Linked DNA regions of Homo sapiens: region 1 is linked to region 2. Evidence: chromatin contacts called from ENCODE Hi-C data. All regions are on one chromosome and are shown on one strand. Each heading gives the region's core, a stretch centred on a gene start or an enhancer-like site at or near the end of the contact. The rest is flanking DNA. Distances are from core to core; before and after follow the strand shown.

What was found. Hi-C counts contacts between places; a loop is a spot of excess contacts on that map. Pooled maps may share reads with other maps.
Region 1: a map of CD8-positive, alpha-beta T cell shows a loop between it and region 2 (12-fold over the local background). The contact joins two enhancer-like sites. A Hi-C loop is called at or near these places in 2 of 168 maps with a recorded cell type or tissue (CD8-positive, alpha-beta T cell and natural killer cell) and 5 of 50 pooled maps.

The regions. Positions count from the first base shown.
Region 1 is chr3:114,211,160-114,216,794 of GRCh38, reverse strand. No RefSeq gene overlaps it. Among named protein-coding and RNA genes, the nearest start is that of ZNF80, 24 kb to the left of the region's middle. RefSeq lists an enhancer at 2,386-3,059. Within about 2 kb of position 2,479, at least 12 of the 41 ENCODE cell types and tissues checked have a DNase peak (open chromatin) inside an H3K27ac peak, as active enhancers do; they include CD8-positive, alpha-beta T cell and natural killer cell, where a contact is called at or near this core.
Region 2 is chr3:109,804,027-109,809,331 of GRCh38, reverse strand. The region is part of intron 2 of LOC124906267 (a long non-coding RNA gene); the gene reads right to left. Among named protein-coding and RNA genes, the nearest start is that of MIR4445, 200 kb to the right of the region's middle. RefSeq lists an enhancer at 1,332-2,531. Within about 2 kb of position 2,236, at least 5 of the 41 ENCODE cell types and tissues checked have a DNase peak (open chromatin) inside an H3K27ac peak, as active enhancers do; they include CD8-positive, alpha-beta T cell and natural killer cell, where a contact is called at or near this core.

The DNA of each region.
Region 1 (5,635 bases), core at 1,230-3,729, 4.4 Mb before region 2:
TGCTGGCCCCCCAACTATCTCACCTCCTCTCTCCCAGTGATTCTGGTTCTACTCTACCTTTGCTAGCAACACAAGTTCATGCCCCTGCCTAGTCATCATCAACAACTACAACTGCAGCTGCACCATGTTTCACCCTCTCCCTCTCGGACCTCCGCCTCCTCTTACCAGCTCACCTTCTCTAGTCTGCCAACTCCAACAATTCGTGGACCACACAGAGACCTAAAAACCATTGTTCCTGGAACCTTTTTATTGTCTTTCACTCCCTTCATTCCCTACTTCTCTTCCCACCTAGTTTAGATTTCATGGACCATGATGTGTTACTCACTGCACACTCCTTCAACTGCCTCAACCCTCTCTTTCTTTGTCATACTCAGCTGACAAAACTCTTGGCCAGCTCTCCACTTCTCCATGCCTGTACCAAACCAGCCAAATATACCCAAAGAAAACAACCATGCTGACTGGTCTCACTTTAAAGTTATCATCACAAACCACAAGTGAGCCCTTAGTGTAGCGTGGCAGCCTACTCTATTTCCCTAGTCAACTCACTTTTCCAGGACTATTTCACATCTTCCTCTCTCTCTTCAAATCTCCAACACATTCTTTTCCTCCACACTGTCAGCTGATAACTTTGCTTCCTACTTCACTGAGAAAATCGGAGCAATTAGAAAAAGAACTTGCACAAGTTTCTACCCTCACATCTTTCTACACTATGTCCATGCGTTTACCTTCACTCCTGCTGCTCTGGATGAACTGTGTATTTTCTACCTAAAGCCAACCCCTCCACTTTGCACCAGATCCCAACCCCTCACGCCACCCAAGGACATTGCTTTAGCATCATCTATTTTCCTTCTCTACTGAATCAGAACTAGAATAATGTGAGAATAATTAATAACATGGATCAGAATAACGTGATGCTATTTCTCCAATCAAAACCACAAACAACAACAGCAACAAGAAATTTCCCTGGGATTCCACTCCTAAGTCAAACGACTCCATTTCTTTCCCCCTTGCAGCAAACTTCTTAAAATGGTTGTTCTTACTCTCTCTCTCATTCTTCTTGTCTTCTGTTGAAGACATCTCAAGTAGGCTTTTGTTCCCTCCACAGCATCTCTATAATATTCTATCTGAAATATTATACATTTACTTGTTTATTTATTTGCATTTCTACACCTTCACTAGAACCAAAATTACAGGAAAATGTGGAATGGCTCTTTCCTCAGCATCTAGAATAATGTCAAGTTCACAGTGGGCACTCCCTTAAATACATTTTGAGTGGAGGAATGAGTTTGGGATTTGAACCCATGCAGTGTGGCTCCAGTGTCATTAAGTCAGAATGGTGGAAGAGGGGCATCCTTCTCACCAGGGACTCCAAGAACTATTTGAGAATTGGTAAGGTTGGAAGTCTCCCCTAGTAAGGGCAGAGCCAAAAAAAACAAAAGCTGTTTATTATAACCCTATCTTGCCCCATCTCTGATAGGCTGAGAAACCCACGTTACACATCTGTGTTAATGTGAGAGCTGCAAAACACCCCTGTATCCTGAGAAGATGTGGTTTAACTTGACGTGTAACGGCATCCGCAGATACTATAGGGTACTTATGAGTCTTGTGTTGGTTTGCTGGTTTTTTTTTTAACTCACTAAATTCTATTTTAACAACCATGTGCTCACCCCACCTCCTGACCTAAGGTATTTTCCTTATCTGAGCACACCTGTGCTTGTTCCTAGGTAAATCTGGGCCAATGCAGAGTACTGTCTGCACTGCTTAGTTGGTAAATGTGTCTGTAGCATGACTATCATCACAACTGCCATCTGAGCAGCAGAGCCAGATGGAATCAGACCACTCATTGGTCTACTGAGGTAAGGATGGGCTTTTTAGCTCTGCTCTCTCTTAGAAACAAAAACAAACAAATCAAAAGACTAACTTTTTTTTTTTTTGCATTCACCTAGACTATTATGCCAGAACTTGCGTAAGAAAAACACTTCTTTCCGACCCCTGTAGTGATCAACTGATGCCTTCAAGCAGGAAACCTGATTGCCCTCATCTCAGGCTGAGTCTGTTTTATCAATCACAAAGTGACTCAACCCTTTTTTAAAAGCCAGCTGTGACCATTGACTCTGTGACCTCCTGTGGTGGTGAATTCAGTTTAAAAAATAATAATGTTAAAATAACAAAGCTTATTGAAGCTATTATGCTTCAATGCTCCACCCTTTGGGGGCTAAAGGAAATAAAGCAAGTTGGCCAGACCTGAGGAGTTGATGATACACATTTTCCTCCCCCAGAAGCATCTTGTAACTTGTCCCACACCAGCAGTGACTTCCCAGTATGGCGTTTCTCCCCGCTGCTCCCATCAGCAAGAGCGTGCTGACACATGGGCTGATGAGCAGTGCCGAGACTTATGGAGTGTGTCCTTCCTGCTTCGAACCTCACAGCCTGTCATCCTCTGTTGTCACACGCTCTTGCTCATTCGCTCGCTGCTCACACTAATCTAGAAGATGATCAAAGAAAAACTCCACTGACTCACCCCTGCCTGGACCAGCGCAGGGATTGGTCAAGCGTGCGCATTAAATATTACCAGATTCTAATCTATTATTTTCACCCGCTTGCTTGCTCTCTCACTCGTACTCTCTCACTTCCTCTCTCTCATTTTTTTTCAAAAAATAAATAAATGAATTCTGGGTTGGCTGAAGATTTCAGCAATGTGAGTGCTGTGCAGATGGATCCTGCTGAAGCTGGTGCTGGCTCTCTAGGGAGTAGCATGAAATGCTGGTTTTCAAAACCTGAGCAGCGTGTAAATGGCAGCTAAAAAGGAAATGCAGATTGGTGCTGAGTGTTAATTGTCTCTTCCTCTCTTCTTCACACACTTCAGAGACTGTGTGGTGGCAGGAGACAGGAAAGCAGGCCTGCCCCCTCGTGGGGTGGGCTTTTTTTTTTTTTTTTTCTCAAGCTGGACTGAGAGAATAACAACACCTAGAGTCCAAGTCAAAACATGGAATGGGTTTTTTTTTTCTTTCAAGTTTTCATCTGATGAAAGTCCGGGAGGTGGCACCGAGCTTGTAATGAAAGTAAGAGTCTGCTGAGAATGAGTCGATGAGGTGTGACACAGAAAGGGGAAGCAGGATGTCTTTGTTTTGAAATGACAGGCGATAAGCTATGGGGGTGCCTGGTGAGATTTTAGTCCATAACTAGGTAGCAACTTGTCAAATGCAGGCCCCTTAAATGCATCACAAGAATTCTCACTTGAGATGATTTCAATTCTAGCTCTGCGTGTGTGAGTGTGTGAGTGTATGCATGCACGCATAGCAAAACATAATTGAATGCCAAAAAACATTGTCATGTCCTGTTAAGGGTACAATTGTAATCACACTGGAACGAGAGCTCTAATTTCCTCCATTGCTTTCCTCGCTTAGGCAGTGACAAGGTCAGGTTTATGACCACAGCCCAGGCTCAGAGCCATTTATTTTCATCCCTGAAGACTCATGTTAGCCTTCTCCCAAGATGTTAATCAAGCAGAATCTTGATTGACTGTCTTTTCTTTTTACGTTTTTGTCTAGATGAAGTGGGGTCATTTGAATTTGTGCAGTTTTGAATAAGATGGGGGCAATAGAGAAGCAACTGGGAAAATTGACTAGCCTTTGGCAAGGAGAACAGAAGAATCTGGAATCCTTTTTTAAAATCATGAAATTCCTGTGCCCCACCTGAGTCACTGTAACCTGTACCTGCTGATGCCTCATTTCTCCATGCATTTATGAAAAGGCTGTGACTCCCTGCTGTTGTCGTGTGGTGCCAACATCATTCCAGCTTGCCAGTTGGAGACAAAAGATAAGCAACCACAAATGAAAACACATTATTGTCTGGATCCATTCTCACCTTCATGGCCAGGAATGTGAAGGTGAGCTGGTCCCCGCCCCTGCACTTCACTGGCAAGACCAAGGAGAGTGCAGTGGACGCTCTCCAAAAACATTGCTTCCTACTACTGCTGCTTGTAATGGAAGTAAGAGTCTGCTGAGAATGCTCATCTCAGGCTGAGCCATGTGTTTCCCATGGCAGCCTCTCTTGGCCCCTGTTCCTAACCAGGACAGAAAGAGATCTCAGCCTGGGATGGGCTGGATCTTGCTCCTAGCACAAAGTGTACTCACTCAAGCCGTGTGAGAAGAAGACAAGGAATGTCCTTTCAAGAAATTGCCTAGAATGCCAATTGGGGGAGGATGCAAGTAGGCTGGACCATCCTGGCTGGCCCCACCCCATGAAAGACCTTTCCTGACTAGAAATGGGGCTCAGATACGGGGCACAGTACTGGGCAGCCAGGTCTCTTTCCTCAGAACCATCTCCTGACTCTGATTCGTCACTTGCCCAGCCACCTTCTATCGATAGTCCAATTCCTCAAATCTAATTCCTTCCACAAAGGGCAGTGGCCCCCACATGCACGTCATCTCCACAGAGTTACCATAGAGTAACTACAAATAAAAGGGAGTAGTGGCGATTGCTATTGAAGAAGATGTTGGCTAATGGGCTCTAAAGCATGACTCAGTCTTCCCAAGCCTGTGTGCAGGGGAGGGTCTCTCTCCCAAGGGGAGCCCCCAGAATAGATGTTTACGGGATTATACCTGCTCTTCACAGAGGTAGATTGGGATGGAGCTGACATCTTTTTTATGTCAACATTAACTTGATTCCATTGGTATGCTATGTGCAAGTGAACAAGAACCTCAGGCAAGGTCTCGAAGCTGCTTAAATGACACTCACTACCTGTTAGAATGCATAAGGGCGCTGTTGTCACAGAGACTCTGCCTCTGTTCAGTGACAGCTGGCAGACCCATCCAACTGGCTCACATGTAGACTGGCTCCAGCCTGACCATGGCAACCAAAAGGAATGACAAAGTCGCTGCTGTTCGCTTGGCCCTTACTGCAGGTGACCGAAACAGAAATTTCTTAAATAAGTTCTCCAAATATATGGGACAGAAATCAGAACAGAGGTTGCTAGCAGAACAGAGAGGGAGGGGTAGTTGATTGACAAGGGATATGAAGTGATGGAAATGTTTCCAGAGTGATGGAAATGTTCTACATCTTGATCAGATGTAGGTTATATGCATGTCTGCATTTATCAAAACTGATTAGCCTGTGCACTTAGTGTCTGCATTTTACTGTAGGTCAATTATACTTTCATTATAAAAAAGCTATTCTATTTTTCATACAGGAGACCAAGAGAGGGGCAATTCTGACACTCCTCACCTCCAACCTACCTTTCTGGTACCAAGTGAAAACGGGCAGCCTGGAAGTTCCATTCCTGGCTCTGTGTGCAGTGGCTGATCACACTCAGAACTCAAAATCCAAATGTCTGCATCTGAAGCCCTGCCTGAGGCCCACCAAGCCTGTGACTTTCAGAAAGTTCCCTGATCTCTCTGAGGCTCTGTAAAATGGAGGGTAATGATCCTTGCCTACCCTAAAAGACCACTGCAGGAAACAAAAAAAAATAATGTTTTTATAAACAGGGAAGAGCTGCAGGAATACAGATTGTACACCATCTCACAAAGATCATCACTGTTTAGACACACACACGTACTGAAACTGACAAGTTCCTTGGTGTAGTGTTAAAATTCCAATTGGAAAATTTGCTATGAAAACCTCCATAAACAAGATA
Region 2 (5,305 bases), core at 987-3,486:
ATACCTTCCATGCTTAGTAATTACTGTATTACTTTTATTGGGATACAGTGCAGCCTAGTGTTTACAAATGTTACAGAAATCTTATGCCTCAGCTTTCTGATTAATAAAATGTGAACAATATATCTCTTATGTTAGACTATTGCAGGGATTAAATGAGTTATCACCTAAAATGTTTTTTAAAAGTGCCTAATACCTATTTGCTATTATTATTTATATTATTAGTAACAATAATTTGTAACATCATAATAGAGAAAACTTGAACACAATCTCAAACTCAGTTGGGCAAAATATAATTGTTATGGAATAAATTGTGTCCCGCAAAATTTATATGCTAAAGTTCTAAACTACAGTACCTGAGAGTGTGACAGTATATAGAGATAGGGTCTTTAAAAAGGTAATTTAGGAAAAATTAGGTCATAGGGGGAGCCCTAATCCAATATGAGTGGTGTACTTATTAAAACATGGAGATTAGGACACATACACACACACACAAAGACCATGCACACACAGTAAACACACAGGGAGAAGACAAGACAAGAAAGGCCTCAGGAGAAATCATCCTACTGACAACTTGACTTGGACTTCTAGCCACCATATTTTTGAGAAAATAAATATCTGTTGTTTAACCCATAGGGTCCACATACTTTGTTACAACAGCTCTAACAAACTAATATAATAATGCATTTCTTTATTTTCTATAAATGTACTTAATACTTACTTCTTGTCCACTTCTTGCCAAGATAGTCAAATATCTATCTCAGCAATTCTTGAGGACCCTCTACTACCAGGGTAATGAAGTATGTGAAGGTCTTAGTAGCACAATGACATAGGGTGGCTCCTGGGTCATTGGCCATCTGTCCAATGTTTACTACCTAGACACTGGAGTCTGTTCCACAGGGTCCCTCCAAATCCAGCCTTCTTCCTGACCGATGCTTCTGTGCACCACACTGAGGATGGAGCAAACTTTGGCGAGCCTGAAACCCACCAACATTCCTCCTGAAGTCTTGCTTCCTCCACACAGCACTGATAGTTAGCAGGGTCCTGCTGTGGCCTTTGAGGAATCCCTACAGTGGTTCTGTGTCCTTGCACTCCTATCTGGAGATATCACAGATCTCCAGATCTAGGAGTAAGGAAACTGGGTGTAAGGAAACTCTTCACTGTGAGTAAAAGTAATCCCTTTTCTTTTATTTCATGTAGGAGGCATTCTCTCTCTCCTCTCTTTCAAGGGCGTCTAGCACAACTTTATCAAAAAGTATAGACTTAGAAAATGAAAACCTAGGTTGGAAGTAAAACTTCAGTTTTTTCAAACTCAAAACATCCTTGAGACCAAGAAGCACAGAGTCTGGCTACCTACTGAATGAAGGATATATGAATGAATGATAGAGACATATCAATTGATATCATTAAAGATACCCTGAAGTGTTACCAGTAGTTTTTTACACAGATCCTTAAAGCCATAAATGCCGTGAATTTTTTTTTTTGACAGTCTATCTCTGTTGCACAGGCTGGAGTGCAGTGGCGTGATCTTGACTCACTGCAACCTCCACCTCCTGGGTTCAAACGATTCTCCTGCCTCAGCCTCCTGAGTATCTGGGACTACAGGCGCCCGCCACCACACCCAGCTAATTTTTTTTGGTATTTTTAATTGAGACGGGGTTTCGCCATATTGTCCAGGCTGGTCTCGAATTCCTGACCTTGTGATCCGCCCACCTCAGCCTCCCAAAGTGCTGAGATTACAGGCATGAGCCACAGCGCCTGGCCTATTTTTATTTTTTTACGTGTTTTCTTCCTCTCTCTTTCTCTTGTCAGCTTATTAACATGCTTATTCATTTGTAAAAGGTGACAGCATACCCAAGCAGAAAAGGCGAGATGTTTCTACCAGCCTGGCTCCTCTTCTCTGGCCTCTATTCTTTTGGCCTAAGAGATAGACAATACATCAAGCAAGGTCCTTATTTGCAAGCAAAATAAGAAATCAATCATGACTGAATAAATGGGAGGATAAAAAAGAGTTTATTTTAAAAACTAATAGGTAGCTCTCTGAATCACCAGGAGAGCGGAACCATCTTGCTCAGAACAATGAATCTTGAACAATGCCCCAATTGAGGCTGCAAAACTGGGCTGATGAGGAAACTACTTCTGCCCCCACAAAACTAGAACACTGAGTGTCCTAGATAATGTTGTCACTGATCTATCAGGAACACAATTGTGCTGTAACCACTTCCTTTATCAGAGAATGAGTCACTTCCCGTGTTTTTTGGTGTCACTAACTTCCTACTCAAAAACTGGTATGAGTGCATCCAATATAGAGAGCCCGAAGTATTTGCCCAAACCCTTGCTTCAAATCAGGCTGAGAACGTATCTGGTATTTTTAGTTTTTATAGTTTATATAGTTAATGTTTCTAAAGTTTAAAGTTTGCTCTTTCTCCCACCAAGATTAATCTCACGTAGAAAGGGGATGCAAATGCTAGGCAGACAAAAAGACTGAAAAAAAAAAAATCTCCACAACAGAAAGACTGACACAAAGCTGAAAGAGAAAACAAGACAGGAAGTTAGGGTACAGTTAGAAATGCCTTTGGTTTCAATTAATAAAATATCTGATTAGGTATTTTTAAAAAGTAATTTAAAAAATAGAGGGAGTCTTTTTTGTTTAGTCACAGAATGCAAAATCTGAAAGTAAGAACTTGTTGCTTTCATTAGCTCAGGAGCTCAACAATGTTAAGATTAAGTCAAAAGTTCACTTGTCCTTTTCCTCTTAATTCCAAAATGACTATTTTTGCTTCAAATCAGGTAAAAGAGAGAGAGGATAAGAAGTGTCAACAGACTTCTCTATACATTTCATGGGCGAGAATCACTGGCAACCAGTCCATAAAAAATGTATCACTGAAGCCACAAGCTAGAGAAATATTCTCCTATATGTGAAGTAACACGATCCTACAAGGTTCTTTTAAAGGATACCAATTAAAACTACTTTCTAACAAATTTGTTGCTCTTTTACTGCGAAAAGTATATGCATCCCAACCTTGAATGATAAATTTTATCAGTAAAAATCTTTATATTTTCAAAAATTTAACCATTAATTGTGTATGGACTCATACTCAATAGAAAATATAAATGAATACACATTATGTCACAAAATTAAAATCATGGAAATCAAGAGAGAGTCACCTCGTTTATAACTGCCTTCCCTATTGAAAGATATATCTGCAGAATGGATGCACCACCTCACCCGCTGTTTTATTTTTCTCTACAATCAGATATAGTTCATAGGTCTTGGCAAGAGCAATCCCATTTACTTTAACTGTTATTAGAGTGTTCATGTTTTCATGCCTTTTCATCTGTTTTCTTTGCTTCTGGAACTCTTTGAAGGCTTACTTTAGATGGCCTTGCTTGGTAACATCTAAAATACCATTTCTAAGATCCTGGTGTTCTCCCCAGTCATTTGGATAATTGCCACTATTGATGCTAGTTTGACTCTGGCATTCTGGACATTCCCTTATCCCATCTTCATATTGCTCTTTATTTATATGGTAGCAAACGGAAGTCCATATCATATGTCTCCATATGAATGGGACATCAGAATTAAATAGACATAAAAATGAAAAGATTCCTGGGAAAAATCACTCAGGATGCTCTGGGTTGGAGTCTATCCAGGCTGTGCTATTTATTATTCAGTTGACTTTGAGCATGTAACTTAATCTCTTGAGTCTCAATTTTATTGTATGTACCTTGCTTCACATAAATATTCTTGTGAGAAATCTTGTGAAGATTTGGAATATAGAATCTCTTTGAAGTCTATAACATTGTATAAAAAGAAAAGCTAACAAAGACTATATATTATTGTCTGATGTACTCTTTCATCCTCCTGAAAAGCATTCAGCAAATTCTGCTTATCCTTACATCCCACATTTCCTGCTCCACTCTCCGCTTCAGGCTAGATCCTACTACCCACTTCCATCTTGACCACAATATTCTTACTCAACATGGGAGATAGAGCAGGTAAACAAAAGAAGCTGGATTTTGTTAGATTCTGCTCAGGACAAACTATAGAGGTCAATCTGGTTTTAATTACTTTATTCTCTTTGTCAGAATTCCAAGTAGGCACTGGTCTCTACATTAGCTGTAAAGGCCAATTATTTATTTCACAATATTGAAGTCTCTGGCCCAGATGGTTGATTTCTCTAATCTATCCAGTCCTATCTGAGTCTTAGCTCCTGATCTGGGCCTTTGCTGCAGATTCTACATCCACCCTATGGGTTAACTATGTTGAATATCAGGATTCTTGATACTTGGCTTTAGCCTAGCAATTTATTTCATTGTGCCTCCTATTTTCTTGAGAAAGTGAGAGTAAAGTGTTTAAAATGAGTCATTAAGCTACCTGTGGTTCAATTAGACCACTGCTTTCACACCTTTATGACTAATGTTTCATGAAGCTGAAACTAATTGACATGATTTCTATAAAGGCAGGGAAGCCCATAAGCCAGGCCTGACCATACACACCCACTTACTTTTGAAGGATTTCTTCTGGCATTAATCCAAAAGGTGCTCAAAACCTAAAGGAAGATATACAGCATTTACTTACACTGTTCTCGTCCATCTTTACTTTTTCACTCCCTCCTTAAGACTTCTTTTTTAGATGATGTCTTTTTTGCCTGTAGGACCCCTACTGACAATTTTAGTTTGTCTTTGATTTTTAAAATTTGTTGATATATGCATGAAGCAAAGTGCCTGTTTTTCTGTTTTTTATATCTCCACAGCTTTTGTCTCTCAGTGTTTATACTTTGGTAAATTTGGACTCTACTTTTTTTCCAAAATGAATAAAGAACATTTTTCTTATAAAGAACATCACTTTTACATGTACTAAAAGTTTTTTAAAAATGTGTCCCAGCTTTTTCTCTTACCCATGAAGGACTCTGTCCATGAAAGCCTTTGTGGTGTTGGGGACACGGGACCAACTGTCCACCAGCAAACATGAGAGCAACTCAGCACATGCATTCTCTGGGGAAGACTTGCTTCCTAAATGACCATTTCTAAAGCTGGCCACTGGCCAAGGGTCCAGAGCCCTGTAGCAAGATGACAAAAGCACCAAAATCTGAAGCTTTTAAAGGAATTATTCGTTTTTGAAATTAGAAAACAGACAAGCTGTCCCCCCTCCAGTAATCTAAAGAATTGCCATTTGTGGGAAGGAAATAAGGTTGTCTATCCTAACACTGGAAAGAAAAAAAAAGTTTCCGATTGAAACATGAGAAATTCTTGTTGGCAGATTTGTCCTAAAAACCTAAAAACTTTGTTTTTACATATCATTCTT